Linked DNA regions of Homo sapiens: regions 1 and 2 are each linked to region 3. The links are chromatin loops, found by intact Hi-C in ENCODE. Cell type or tissue: endothelial cell of umbilical vein. All regions are shown on one strand.

Region 1 (5,000 bases), 120 kb after region 3:
TTATTTTATTTTATTTATTTTTAGGACTTTGGGATCTATGTTCATAAGAGTGATTGAACTACATATTTTTTCTTTTCCTGTAATATCCTTCTAATGCTTTGATTAGTGATATACTAACCTCATCAAAGAAGCTGTGCCGTTTAGTTTTTGTTTTCCCCTATTCTCTGGAAGGGATTGTATAAGATTAATGTATTTTTTTTTCCCCTGAGTGGCTGGAAAATTCCCCTGGTAGAGTCATTTGGGTCTGGAGTTTTCTTGGTGTAATGTTTCTGAAAGATTCAAATTTATCAATGCATTTGACTCTTGAACAATGTGGGGGTTAGGGACACCAACCCCCATGTGGTCAAATAACTATGTATGACTTCTGAGTCTCCCAAAACCTAACTATTAATCACCTACTGGTAACTGGAAGCCTTACTGATAACATAAATAGTTGATTAACACATGTTTTATATGTTATATGTATTATATACTGTATTCTTACAATAAAGTAGCTAGAGAAAATAAAATGTTATTAAGAAAATCATAAGGAAGAGAAAATGTATCTACTATTGAGTGGAAATGGATCATTATAAAGGTCATTTTCATCTCTTCAGATTGAGTAAGCTGAGGAGGAGGAGGAAGAGTTGGCCTTGTTGTCTCAAAGGTGGCAGAGGTGGAAAGAGAGGTAGGAGAGGCAGGCACATTAGGTGTAACTTTACAGAAGTACAGTAATTTCTGTCTGACTTTGCACTTTCTTTCTCCTAAAATGTTTCTATATGGTACCAATACTTCATCCACCATTTGCTTTAGTTTCTGTGCCTATATCACGGAAGGGTCCATGTAGTGAAAGAAGTCAACGGCAGTCTTGAATAATTGGAACCCTTCTGCCAAATTGTCTGATGTCCATTTGTTTTCTGGCATCACTTCTTCTATGACTTCTTCCCCACCATCTGGTACGGTTGAGAAGCATTCATCTCCATAATGTTGTCTTCTGTTAACTGCTTGCATGTGGTGTCTATTAGCTCTTGAATTTCTCTAAAACCCGTATCTTGAAATCCTTCCATCCATATCTGCTTTCCATATTCACAATCTCTTTAATGATTTATTTGATTGGTTCTGTCATAAATCCTGTGAAGTCACGCACAACCCCTCAACAAAGTTTTCTCCAACAGAAATGTATTGTTTCAGGCTTGATGGCTTTCATGGCCTTTTCTAAAACAACGATGGCATCTTCAATTGTGTAATTCTTCCAGACTTTCATGATGTTTTCTCTATCAAGGTTCTCACCCATGGTGTTAAAATTTTTTCCATAGAGTGCCATGGGCAATGAGCCTTAAAGATCCTGTAACCCCATGGTCTAGAGGCTGAATCAGAGACATTGTGTTTGGAGGTACATAGACCACTTTGGTGCCTTTGGTGTTAAACTCATGGAGTTCTGAGTGGCCAGGGGCATTGTCTAATGTCAAAAGAACTTTAAAAAGCAGTCTCTTACTCTCAAGGTACATCCTGACTTCAGAGACAGAGCACTGACAGAACCAATCCAGAAAAAGGGTTCTCATCAAGGCCTTCTTGTGTACAACAAAAAGACTGGCAACTGGTGTTTATTTTCTACCTTCAAATCTCAGGGGAAGGCTGAGCATGGTGGCTCATGTGTGTAATCTCACTGCTTTAGGAGGCCAAAGTGGGAGGATTGTTTGAGGCCAGAAGTTCAAGGCTGCAGTGGGTCATGGTTGAGCCACTGCACTCCAGCCTGGGGAACACAGTGAGACCTTGTCTCTAAAACAAAACAAAGCAAAACGAACAACAACAAAAACAAAAACCTCAGGGGTTAGCAGCTCTATAGATAAGGATAGTCCTGATCATAAACCCAAATGTTTTTGCACAAAACGGTAGAGTTAGACTATCCTTTTCTGCCTTAAATCCTGGCATTCACTTCTCTTCCTTACTAATTAATGTTCATTGTGATATTTCTTTTTTTCTATAATAGGGCACTCTTATCTGCATTAAAAACCTGTTTAGGTAAATGTTCTTTATCTTCAACCATTTTCTTTCTTTTTTTTTTTTTTCTTTTTTTTTTTTGAGACAAGTTCTCTCTCTTTCCCAGGCTGGAGTGCAGTGGTGCGATCTGGGCTCACTGCAACCTACGCCTCCCAGTCTCAAGTGATCCTCCTAGCTCAGCCTCTTGAGTAGGTGGGACTACAAGTGCATGCCACCATGCCTGGCTTCATATGTGTGTGTGTGTGTGTGTGTGTGTATATATATATGTATGTATATATATATATATATGTATGTATGTATATATATATATGTATGTGTATATATATATGTATGTATGTATGTGTATATATATATATATATATATATATATACACACACACATTTTTTTTTTTGTAGAGGCAGGATTTCACCATGTTGCCCAGGTTGGTCTGAAACTCCTGGGATCAGGTGATCCACCCACGTTGACCTCGAAAGTGCTGTGATTACAGGTGTGAGCCACTGTGCTTCGCCTATCTACAATCATTTTCTTAATGGCATCTGGGAAGTTATCTGTTGCCTTTTGACTGGCAGAAGCTGCTTTTCCTATTATTTTGACATTTTAAAAGCCAAACTTCCTTCTAAAATTATCCAACAATCCTTTGCTGGCATTAAATTCTCCAGCTTTAGATCCTTCTTTTTGCTTTAAGCTGTCAGCTGCATTTTCAATATAAGATAAAAGGGTATCTGACAAAAAGTGTAAGGCTTTTGCACCTGCTGGTGTAGCTGCAGCTATGGGTTCACAAGTTTCCTTTCCATTTTTTCAATGGTCGTTATTGCTGGATTTATTTCTCTTGAAATGGCAGGGCTACTGCAGTTACAGATCTCAATCTCTGATGCATATCCGGCAATTCAACTTTGTCTTGTAATGTCGTGACTGCTGTGTGCTTCTTGGGAGCATTGCCAGCATCACTAGTGGCACTTCGTATGGATCACATGGTGTGATTCAAGGTTTAAAGTATTGCCCTAAACACAATAAAAAATATGAGAGAACTGCAAGAGGCCATTTTTTTTCTGTGATGTGCAATTTACTGTTGAGACAAACTGCTCATGCAGAGATGATTAGCATCACAAGTCATTTAAAATGGATATTTGCAACACTTGAGCTCACTGCAATAGCCATAGGAGGTAGCTATGAAACTGTTACAGTAGTACAGTGTGAACTACAGTTAATTTCATGCCATTTTAAAACCACATCTTTACATTTGTTTATGTTTCTCTTGACTGCAAATGGTACCATGTATGGCGTATGTTTGTGTACGTAACTTTAGTTAAACATAAAGCTTTACTTTGATAAACCTAAACTTCTTATAATAGCTTTCTGTATGTTTTATGGTAGTAAATAAGTAGACTAGTATCTACATATATTTCATACATTCAAGACATATCCAACTTTTTCTTATATTTTTTAAATATTTGAGAGCTTTTAATAAATTGTCACAAATCTCCAAAAATTTTTTCAGTATATTTACTGAAATAAAACCAGTGTATGTGTGGACCCATGTAATTCAAACCCGAGTTGCTTAAGGGTCAACTATAGATAAAGCTATGAAGATTTCATATTTGTTTTTGTGCTAATTTTGGTAAATTTTGTTTTTCTAAAAAATATTTTTAAAATAAAATTTATTGTCATAAAGTTGTTTATATATCCTAGGATAAGATGTGGTTCCTTAACCAAAAACATCAGTATATTCTGGGATATTGTTAGAAATGCAAATTCTTAAGCCATGTGCCAGACCTACTGAATAAGAAGCTCTAAAGATGGGGTACAACACCTTGTATTTTAAGAAGGCCTCAGGTGATCCTAATGGGTGCCAACGTTTAAGAACTGCTGCTCTGTTAAGCTTCTGCAGTAGCCTGCAATGTTGGTATGCAGTCTTTTCATTATTATTTTATCATAATATTATTATTTTATTTTAATTTTCTACTGTGATTTCTTCTTTGATAGAAGGGTTATTTAGACAGGTTTTGCTTAATTCTTAAATCTTTGTGGGTTTTTTTGTTTTTTATTTCAAACTTAATTTCATGATGGTCAGAAAGTAAATTTTGTATGATGTTAGTTCTTAGAAATTTGTATATATTCATTTTTGATACTGGTTTCATGTGAACCAGAAAAGAATGTGCACACTGAAGTTTTTAGTACAGCGCTGATATATATTAATTAGGTCAGGTTTGTTAATGATCAAATCTTATTCATGCTTACTTGTTTTACCTCTTATATGTATTTGCGTATCTCTTTTTGAGATAATTATGTTAAAATTTCCCATTACAATTAGAATTTGTCTTTTTCTGGTTTTAGTTCATTAAATTGTATTTATTTGAAGGCTACATTATTCATTGCATAAAAATGTAGAATTGTTATATCTCCTTAGTTGATTGACAGTTTTATCACTGAAATGGTCCCCTTTATGTCTAATAATGCATTGACTTATCTTTACTTCACCTGGTATTAACATAGCTATAACAATTTTCTTTAAGTTAGCGTTTCATGGTGTATCCTTTTGAGGTTAAAAAAAATTTTTACATGTCATAATTAAGGTGTGTCCCTCAAAAGCGGTGTATAAATAGGTTTTGATTTTTGTCAAGTTTAAAATTTTGTCTTCTAATTGAAGTGCTTATTTCATGTTCATAAATCTACCATTTTATATCTGTTCCCTATTAATTTCATGTTTATAAATCTATCTTGTTCTACTTTCTCTCTTCTTAGCTATTTTTTTTAACTTAGGTTTTGCCTAATTTTATTCGTATTTTTTTCTGCTGACTTCTTAGTTTTGCTTCTTAAATTTTCACTGCACTTTTAGTAGTTAACCTATTGCAGTGTAAATCCTTGATTTATTAGAATCGTCCTCATATTGGTACTTAAGGCAATTTCCCGAAAATGTAAGAACATTAAGTACTGTAATTTCATTTACTCCTTGCAAATTTTTGCATTATTATTATGTATTTAATTCTATAAACATTATACATTCTACAAGGCATTATTG
Region 2 (5,000 bases), 72 kb before region 3:
ACTGTTGTATTATTTACTTAAAACATTTAAACACCAGCAGTATGATGTAGAATGTATATTATCTATTTCTTAAAGGTGATTAAATATCATTGAAAACACTTGGGAATATACATACAATTAGGCTACATTGAAAGGTTCTAATCTAGTAGTTCTCAACTTTGTCTATAAATTGGAATTACCTAGGAAGTTTGAAACATAATAATGACTGACCCCACCCCCAGAAATTCTGATTTTTATTGGTCCTGGGTGTGGAAACTTAAAACCTCTCTCCCAATGATTCTAACATGCAGCCAGGATTGAAGACTACTGCTCTAATCGGACACATACTCACAAAGTTGCTAAGCTACAACTGTTCTTACCAGAGGTCAGCTCTAGAGCATTTATACATTATCATGAATGAAGGTATAAAGGATTTGTTATTGATGAAATGTGTGGTGTTTAAGATATACTGATTCACTAGAAATACGATGCAGCTGCCTCAGCCTTGCTCACACAGGACCTAAGAATCGAGTGGTCTGAGCCACCTCTGCCCTGATTTAAGAGTGTCATCCACCTCATGTCCCAATGGAATATTAGCTGACTCCTTCCACTAGGGCATCTGTTTCTAATTAAACTTGTAAGGCTGGGACTTCGCATATACAGAACATTTCATACGATTGTTTTCATGGTTGCTTGCTAATAAATGTTGGTATGTGTTACCAAATTCAGTGTAAGGCCTCCTTTTATAATGGCATATCTCCCAGAGATGAGATTATAGTGGAACGACACCCCCTGCCCTCCCTTACCTTTAACCATTGGAAGTTAATGATAACTACCTTAGGGCCTTTTGCAATATGTATAGTCTTTTGTAGGGAGAGGTTTCCAGGTGAACTTCCAACTACAATAGAATTCTTCAGAAGCAATGGTGGGGACACTATGAAACTGGAACTGCTCATGTAACAATATTAAAATCTGCTTCGGTTGAGTTTTTATAATCTGTCATTTGGGCTGTATAGTTATGTTACCCAATACTCTGATAATGGCTGTGAAAAAAATCTTCTGAGTCTGACAGAATCCTTGCCCTTCTATTTTGTCCCCATGATAAGTTTATTGGGATATCACTTATATACAGAGAAATGCACAGATATTAAATGTACAGATCAGCCGGCATTGAACAATTGAATACATCTGTGTAACTCTAATCAAGATACAGAACATTATCATCAGCCCAGAAAGTGTACTTGTGCCCCTTCTTATTTAATAACACCCTCCCACACACACACCAAGCATTGCTAATTGATTAGTTTTACTTAATCCATTATTTTATTTAAATGGAATCATATAGCACGCACTCTTGTGTCTGATTGCTTTTCCTCAGCATAATGCTTTTGAGATTTATGTGTTGCCTGTTTGAGTAGCCTGTGCTTTCTTATTGCTGAGAAGTACACCATAGAATAAATGCCACAGTTTGTTTATCCATTCTCCTGCTGATGGTCAATGAGCTATATCCAGTTTTTAGCTATTATGACTAAAACTGCTATAAACATTTTATACAAGGGACATGTTTTCCTTTCCCTTCAATAAATATCTAGGAGTGGAATTGTTGTCATGGGTAGATGTGTGATTGCCATTTTATATGTCCACAACCAATGTATCAGAGTCCTAGTTGCTCCACATCCTAATCAATATTTGTATTCCATCTTTTTCATTTTGATCATTCTAATGGTGTGTAGTGTTTTATTGTTTGTCATTGCATTTTTAATTTTCATTTCACTGATGACTATGTTGAACACATTTTATATGCTTATTCAATATTTTTTTATATCATCCTTTATGAAATATCTATTACCTATTTTTAATTGGGTTGTTTACCATTTTGTTTTTGAGTTGCAGGGATTATTTGTTTTGAATTCCAATCTTCTGTCATTTATGTGTTGCGAATATTTTTTCCCAGTCCATCTTCTTAATAGAAGTTTTGGTAAAAATAAGTTTTTAATTTTGATAAATAAGATTTATCACTTTTTTTCTCTTATAGATAGTGCTTTCTCTGTCTTATCTGAGAAATATTTGCCTATCTCATGGTTGAAAAATATACCTCTATGTTTTCCTCTACAAGTTTTATAATTTTAACTTTTATATTTGGGTCTGAAAATCATCTCGAAATAATTTTTGCAGATGGCAACTTTTCTTTTCCCATTGAATGTACTTTGGTGTTCTGGCTAAAAGTCATCTGATAGTATATGTGTGATCCATCCCTTCTATTTTGAGAAACAAATTTAATAACCATGAAATAATAGAAGAATGTGCAATTGCATGATGAATTATGTGCTATATATGCTTACCAACGAAAGTGTTTTTGTTAACATAGCAGAAGACAAGCATCCTGTCATACTTCCCTTATTTCTCATTAAAATATTCAGGAAACATCATGAATCATCATAAAATAGCAACAAAAGTAAAAAGCAAAAGTAAAATACCAAAATCTAAGGAATTTTTCTAGTAACTGAGTTAGTTAAAATGGGTTGCCTTGTTGTGAATCTTTTTTCATTCATTATACTCAGCACTCAGTAAACATTTTCATTCTGGAGATTCATGTTCTTTAGTTATAAAACATTTTATTGTATTAGTCTTTTTTATGATTATCTCCCCACCAGCATCTGATCTGTTCTCTTTCTGGAGTTCCTATTAGTTGCATGAAATATCTCCTAGGTGAATCCCCATTATTCATATTTTTTTCTCTTACCCATCTCATTGGCTTTTTGTCTTACTTTCTGGGACATTATTATTATGGAATATGGGCTATTTCCAGGATATTGTTTTCTAAGACTTCTTTTGAATTTTGTACTGCAGAAATTATACTTTAAAATTCCAAGAGCTCTTTTTTTTGGATTTTTTTCTTTATTATACTTTTTCCTTATTTAATTGATCTGTTAACATCTTTTAATTCTATGACAATGTTATGATTATTCTTACCTGCCTTGTCTGTTGTCTGCACATTCTCTGTTTCTTCCTAGCTACTTTTTCCCATTTGTTCATTTTCCTAACTACATTTTATGCTGGATTCTTTCCTTAAATGCCAAATAATCATTGGCTGCCCATTCATTTGAGTGAGGAGATAAAGACGTGGTTGGAAGATCATTGGATAGGGGTAGGCTTATACACTGATAGCCTTTACTCTAGGAAAGTCATATGACAAGCTAGTTAGCTTTGTCATTAGGGGACCTACATGTTAGTAGATGTGAGTCTTTCTCTATTTTCTCTAGATAAAAGGTTCTGTAATATTCTGTCTGGAGACATCAGCTTAGCTGCTGCCATTCTGGAGCCAGGTGGGCAGGGGTTTGGGAGAGTGGCTCTGTGGTTCAGTATATTAATCCTCTGTTTTTGGTATGGCTGCACACTGGCCCGTCTTCGTACCTGGAACTTGGGTTTACTCTTGGAAGGTTGCCCACAGAATAAATCTTTGGTCTCTTGCTTTCCTCCTAGAAATTCTCCATTTTTGGAACAGATCTAACTGCTTCTGTGTGAGTCTGTTCTCACATTGCTATAAGGAAATACCCAAGACTGGGTCACTTATAAAGGAAAGAGGTTTAAATGACTCACAGTTTAGCATGGCTGGGGAGGCCTCAGAAAACTTGCAATCATGGTGGAAGGCAAAGGGGAAGCAAGGCACCTTCTTCACAAGGCCGCAGGAAGGAGAATGCCAAGCAAAGTGGGAAGAGTGCCTCGTAAAATCATCAGATCTCATGAGAACTCACTCGCTCTCATGAGAACAGCCTGGGGGAAACCAACCCCATCATTCAATAACCTCCACCTGGTCTCTCCCTTGACACAGGGGATTATAGAGATTACAATTCAAGATGAGATTTGGGTGGGGACACAAAGTCTAACCATGTCAGCGTCTTTTAATAATAATTTTTCAAAAATCACTTTATACCATTTGCTTATTCTTGCTTTCTATAGTATCTGATTTTTGAGTCATTTTGCATTGTCCTTTGTATTGTTATTCTGAGGCTCCACAGGGAAAATCAACTGGTTTTCATTGGTTTACACCATTGTAGGCGCTTAGGTTTGACTCTTTTCCATTTTGCTAAGCCACTGACCATTCTTTCATCTGTTTTCATATTTATAGAAATAGTTTGCATTATACATGTTTCCTTGCATCAAAGATAAAATTGAGTTTTCTCTTTCTTGTTCTAATTATTTTGGGGTGATTCTTTGAGAGGAGAAAAAAGTGAAAATCTTTTAACTATTTATCTTGAAATCACTCATCTAATTGACTTAAAAAAAAGAAACTCCTTTAGACTAATATAACTATAAAAGAAGAAAAACATGTCTATTTCTTTCTCTTAGTAGCAAAACTACTACGATACTTGCATCAAACCTTACTTGAAGAAAAAAATCTAACCTGAAAATGAAGGCGAGTATAAATAGGACTATTTGTTTCTGACAAGTGCTTGAATGAGTGATACATATGCTGAGTATAGACATGCAAGGGTTCTAACACACAATAGAATACACTCTTACTCCTACCTCTTTCTTAGCTTAGATATTTTGTATCCCTGTTGCATTTGTATGCTGAATCTCACATGGGTAAGTATTCATATAATCTTTATAGAAATAAATAAAAATGTTACCTTCTTAGGATATTAGGTGGCAAAAAAGATTAATTCCATATTTATTGTTCATGTGTATACTGATACAGTCACTAGAGACGATACTTGGTGACTCACAAGATTAATTTTATTTTTATAAAATGGATCCTCTACAATGGATTACTTGCTGTATCTTGGAGCAAGGCAATTCTTGAGCTACTTCAAATATTTTTCCACTTTATTGGAGGCTTAGTATATATTATCCTTCAAATGTGCTATAAATCCGTTTAAATTAAAAATACTTTTATGCTTGCAGTTGGACGTCCTTTCACAGTTTTACAAAAAGAAGAATATAGCCATTCTATTTTATTTTACTTAAAACCATTTATTTAAATTCTTGTTGGAAAGTGGATTAGGTAACTACCTATG
Region 3 (5,000 bases):
TTGGTGGCTTTCTCAGAATCTTTTATTTATTTATTTATTTATTTTTGTTATACTTTAAGTTTTAGGGTACATGTGCACAACGTGCAGGTTAGTTACGTATGTATACGTGTGCCATGTTGGTGTGGATTTAAAAATTTAAAGAAATTTAAAAAAAACTGCTCTCTGATATTGAAGTTACACTGTGTGCTATAGTGTAACCCTCACTATTATACCTTAAATATTTAGGAAATCTCTATTCTCCATTTTAACAAGTAAGGTCCTGGCAAGGGATAGTCACTCAAATTTGGTAACCAAGGAGAGTTTTAAAAGTGATTACATAAGAGATATCATCAGGATTTAGGAAAACAAAGAAGGGATAGTGCAGTTGCCTAGACCTAAAGGGGTATAGAAAAGAAGCACTAACTAGAAGGAACCCAGAGAGAGCCTCTCTCTTAGTTGGGAAGGCCATTCACCTGATATTATAGGAGCTGTAGGTAGATAAACGCAGGCAATATGCAGCAATCCACCAAGAAGGGAGCTGAAAAAATTAATTCCTTTACGTTTCTTTACCCGCCTACTCTGATCTTGCCAGCATCTTCCATTCACCAAACCCAACTGGAAATCAGTGGGCACGGGAGACCATTGAGCAGAACATAACTTTCAGACTCCCAGGTTACAAGACAAAGTGGATAAAGTGGAGAGTGATTTGGAGATGCACACAGAAAACATCCAACACGTACAAATTGTGTGAGTTATATTTGGGGAGATCAGAGAAAAGAAAGCATGTTCCATGTTTGGGTCAATACATGGTAGACAGAAGGAAGCAGCGTCAAGAATTAAGAAGCAAGACATTGAGAACTTGGCCAAAACTGGTATTAGAAATAAATAGGCACAATGTAAAAACCCCATCAGAGGAGGCTCACTAATTTTCCTCTTCAATTTGAGTGGGGATTTGATTCAATGTTATTGGAATCTCAAAAGGTAGAGTGAATCAACTATAATATGGGTTATTTGCTTATTTGTATACATATCTTGCTTTCTCTACTGTGAATCTCCCTAAAGATAAGAGAGACTGCCCACCTTTATTTCATCCCATACCCCCTAAGACAATGCCTTATAGATAGTGTGTGTTCCCAAATTATATGCTAAATGGATTAATAAATGAATGCAGTTTCCCTGCTCAGAGAACTTCCATGGCATCCTGAGATTGCCTTTTAAATACCTCTAATAGTATTGCTTCAATCCACCTTTTCAGGTACAATGCTATTTTGCTCTAGGTATTTGCTTAGTTATTTTATTTTTTTTCAATTTTTGGAAAAGATGGGTATCGCATATATTGCCCAGGCTGGTCTCAAGCTGGGCAATATATATCCCTTTTATCCCCTAATGAATTTCTACCTAACACTACAATTATAATTTTCATCAGTACAACTTACATTTTTTTCTGTTTGAATTCTCATTAAATTTTAATGTATATGATTGTACTTTAATCAAGTTGTTTCCAAAATTCTGTTCTATCAATGTATATTTGAGCATCTAACTTTAATATTAACTTCCTGGAGGCTTTTATACTTTCACATGTAAGAAAAAACTGAAACAAGCAGTAACTAATATTAGCTAGTAAATGTGGTTTGAAATGGCCAGAAAAGGTTAGGAAAATGGAGTCCTTTTATCATGTTACATAATGCAAAGTCAAAAGAAACACCATGTTCCTCCTGAGATGGAAACCTCTTGTTAATTTTCATCACGTATACGTGATTTTGGCTAAGTCATAATACACGTTGAGTTAGACCAGAGCCTATTTTTCTTCTTTTTTTAAATTTATGCTTGTATTTCTACAGTTCATATTAGAAGGAAAAAAAACAGGAAATAGAAGTAGTGTGAGTCCTAAACAATCTAAAAGGAAATGGGAAAGCTACCCAATTCCATATTTCATAGTTTAGACAAAAGAAAACATTTTTTTAATATCTACTTAAGAATATTTACACAGTTGATTTAAAGTTATATCAGTTTATGCCCTTTGTATGTTTTAGATAACATTGTTGAATTTCCTCTGACTTAACATGAGATGGACTTGCCTGTGTGCAGAGCTATGCAGGCAGGCACTCCCTCCTCCATCCCAGCAAAAGCCATTTATTAAGCAGCTGTTGTTATTAGTTTACAAAAGGTTTTTCAACACTGTGTGCTTTGTGACTTCACCTTTCAGTTTGTTTTGAGGAAAGCCACATTCCTTAGATTCTCCTCTCTTAACTCTCATTAGGCCAACTGGCAAGTTTAGATGATGTCGTTTAGAAAAATTGGTCAAAACTAGAATATAAACATAACGTGCAATATTCCTGGCTACCTACACAGCATATTTTGATACTGAATACAGCAAATCTATGAAATCTGAAATAAAGGAGCTTTGTGCCAAGTCATGCTCTTTAGGCAGCGCTCTGCAAATCTCAGAAAAAGTAGAACCCCGAACAATTTTTGTGACCTGAAATCGAAGTCAGCAAGGTTTCCCATTCAAGGTGGACAAGTAGCTACCTTTTCAACAATCATATATTTTTTGCAGTCAGACAGACTATTGCAGAGAAGCAATAGATCACCTGTCCCACCTATGGACAGGTGCCAGGAGGTGTCTGTTCCTTGAGCTCAAACATTCATGAATCAAATCTATTTGTATCTTGCTTTATTGACACCCAACACTTTCAGCAAGGTGTGAAAATGGTGTGTGAGTCAAGACAAGTTGAAGAAAATAAACCAACATGTATACAATACCTGATACTTTACTGTTACAGATCATGTGGACTTAAGTTAGTGTTATTAAAAATATTTAGGGCTGGGTGCGATGGCTCGCTCCTGTAATCCCAGCACTTTGAGAGGCTGAGGCGGGCAGATCACCTGAGGTATAGGAGTTTGAGACCAACCTGACATACATGGTGAAACCCCGTCTCTACTAAAAATACAAAAATTAGCCAGGCGTGGTGGCCCATGGCTGTAATCCCAGCTACTCGGGAGGCTGAGGCAGGAGAATCACTTGAACCTGGGAGGCAGAGGTTGCAGTGAGCCAAGATTGTGCCATTGCACTCCAGCCAGGGAAACAAGAATGAAACTCTGTCAAAAAAAAAAAAATTAGATATTAGTTACACTCAAATGGGAAAGATACTTTCTAGTTCTCTCTGATAGGAAAAATACATACCATAGCATGTCTGTGGTGTACGTATAATTTTGAAGACTGTAAGTACAACTCATCAATTTGCAAATAATTATGTATTAAAAAATTATTTGTAAATCAATTCTTTGAAGTGAAGGGTACATTCCCCTGTAGAAATAACATTATAAATGCTATGTACGTTGTCATGACAGTCTTCTAAACCCTATTTAACTCAAACTGTAGCTGCATAGAGCTTGAGTATGGTAAATAAACTACACTTACTTTATGAGAAAACAGATCCTAAGGCACAAAAGATTGAGGCATAATGTCTGCTCATAAAGTAGCCTGGCAGGAGAAATGGGACCTCTTATTTCTGTACCCCTTTCACCAACTCATCAAGGACACTGAGCCTGTTGGGGCTACAGTGATAATAGGGAAAGTACAGAAGATGCATGACTAGAGGTCTCTGATCATGGCCAGGAGAAAAGTTCAGTAGTTTTCAAGGGGAAGTGATTTTCAGGTCAAAGCAACTGTCAAACTTAGTGAAATGGAGTTTCCCTGTGAAAATGCTAACTAGCCACTTGATATAATATCTTAGATGTGTAGGACCATATTACCTATGATATAGTATGGAAAAAATTTAAATTTTTTCTCTAAGTATTTTTCTGTTTATACCTTTTATTTTCATGCTTGCTTAGTACATAGAACAGGGGGCATGAAATAAAGGAAAACCAAACCAAGCAATACATTGAGCCACCACCATCCAGGAGGGCAATTGATGGGTAATGGGTAATATAGGGTATCATGTAGTCTCCGAGTTGGTCTATTGGAGGTCTCCTTTCCTCTCTAATGCAGCCCCCAATCAGGAGATTTCTCTTCACATTGAAGGGAATAGAATATATCCATGCTTAGAACAGGGATGAACAGCAGGATGAATTCATGCAAAATCCAAGGAGAACAGAATATTGATCAAGGGGAACAAAGGGCCCCTATGTTAGGCAGCAGGGCTGTATCAGTGAACAAACTATAGAAAAGCAACTTCAAGGTAAAAATTAATAATATAAGAAAGCATAGACGGCCGGGTGTGGTGGCTCACACCTGTAACCCCAGCACTTTGGGAGGCCAAGGTGGGTGGATCACGACGAGGTCAGGAGATCGAGACCATCCTGGCTAACATGGTGAAACCCTGTCTCCACTAAAAATACAAAGATTAGCTGGGTGTGGTGGCAGGTGCCCGTGGTCCCAGCTACTCGGGAGGCTGAGGCAGGAGAATGGCGTGAACCCGGGAGGCGGAGCTTGCAGTGAGCCAAGATAGCTCCACTGCACTCCAGCCTGGGCGACAGAGCGAGACTCCATCTCAAAAAAAAAAAAAAAAAAAAAAAAAGGCATAGACATTTTGCAAAGCATTTGAGAGGTAAGCAAAGACTGCTTACAAAAGTTTTTTTCAACACTTTGTGCTTTGTGACTAGTTGATATGTAGTAATTTGTATGTAAATTTAACTTTATGCATGTAACAGGGTAAAAGTTCCTCTTATAATAATAAGGCTCTTGAAAGAAGGAAATATTACCGCAATAGAGACCAACAGAGGACAAGAATTGCACAGACACACGGAAGAGGATCACCAGCCTTGTATACAACAGAAATGCTTCTGAAATATTCCCTTAATTATTCTCGCTAAAGACTTCTACTGGTCCCTTATATGAGGATGACTGGAAAATGTGTTAGAACTCCCTTGGAGATTGCAGTATGTACTTATGCTGAAGTTAATGAATTCCAGGCTCTCAACCACTCTACTAATCCTTCCTTCATAATGCCCAGAAGTACAGAATCTAATGAAATTGATATTTGAACTAGGCTGCTTCTATGTGTCTATTATGGTAG

What was found. Peaks named below come from ENCODE experiments on the same cell type or tissue, not always from the same donor. Only the 100,000 strongest peaks of a DNase experiment are listed, where the experiment ranks them.
Region 1: a loop joins it to region 3, with 6 times the contacts of the local background. A loop is called at or near these places in 1 of 110 quality-filtered maps.
Region 2: it touches region 3 in a loop (10-fold over the local background); 1 of 110 quality-filtered maps calls a loop at or near these places.

What each region holds. Positions count from the first base shown.
Region 1 is chr12:20,148,111-20,153,110 of GRCh38, forward strand. No RefSeq gene overlaps it. Among named protein-coding and RNA genes, the nearest start is that of LINC02468, 23 kb to the left of the region's middle. In endothelial cell of umbilical vein, no CTCF peak of the experiment used is centred here; a DNase peak (open chromatin) is centred at 2,911; H3K27ac peaks cover 791 bases.
Region 2 is chr12:19,957,194-19,962,193 of GRCh38, forward strand. No RefSeq gene overlaps it. Among named protein-coding and RNA genes, the nearest start is that of LINC02398, 55 kb to the right of the region's middle. In endothelial cell of umbilical vein, no CTCF peak of the experiment used is centred here; DNase peaks (open chromatin) are centred at 2,318 and 3,498; H3K27ac peaks cover 3,723 bases.
Region 3 is chr12:20,028,947-20,033,946 of GRCh38, forward strand. The region is part of intron 2 of LINC02398 (long intergenic non-protein coding RNA 2398); the gene reads left to right. It overlaps LOC124902893 (a long non-coding RNA gene), which reads left to right and starts at 4,509. Exons shown (of 2, transcript XR_007063238.1): 1 at 4,509-5,000. In endothelial cell of umbilical vein, no CTCF peak of the experiment used is centred here; a DNase peak (open chromatin) is centred at 2,105; H3K27ac peaks cover 2,245 bases.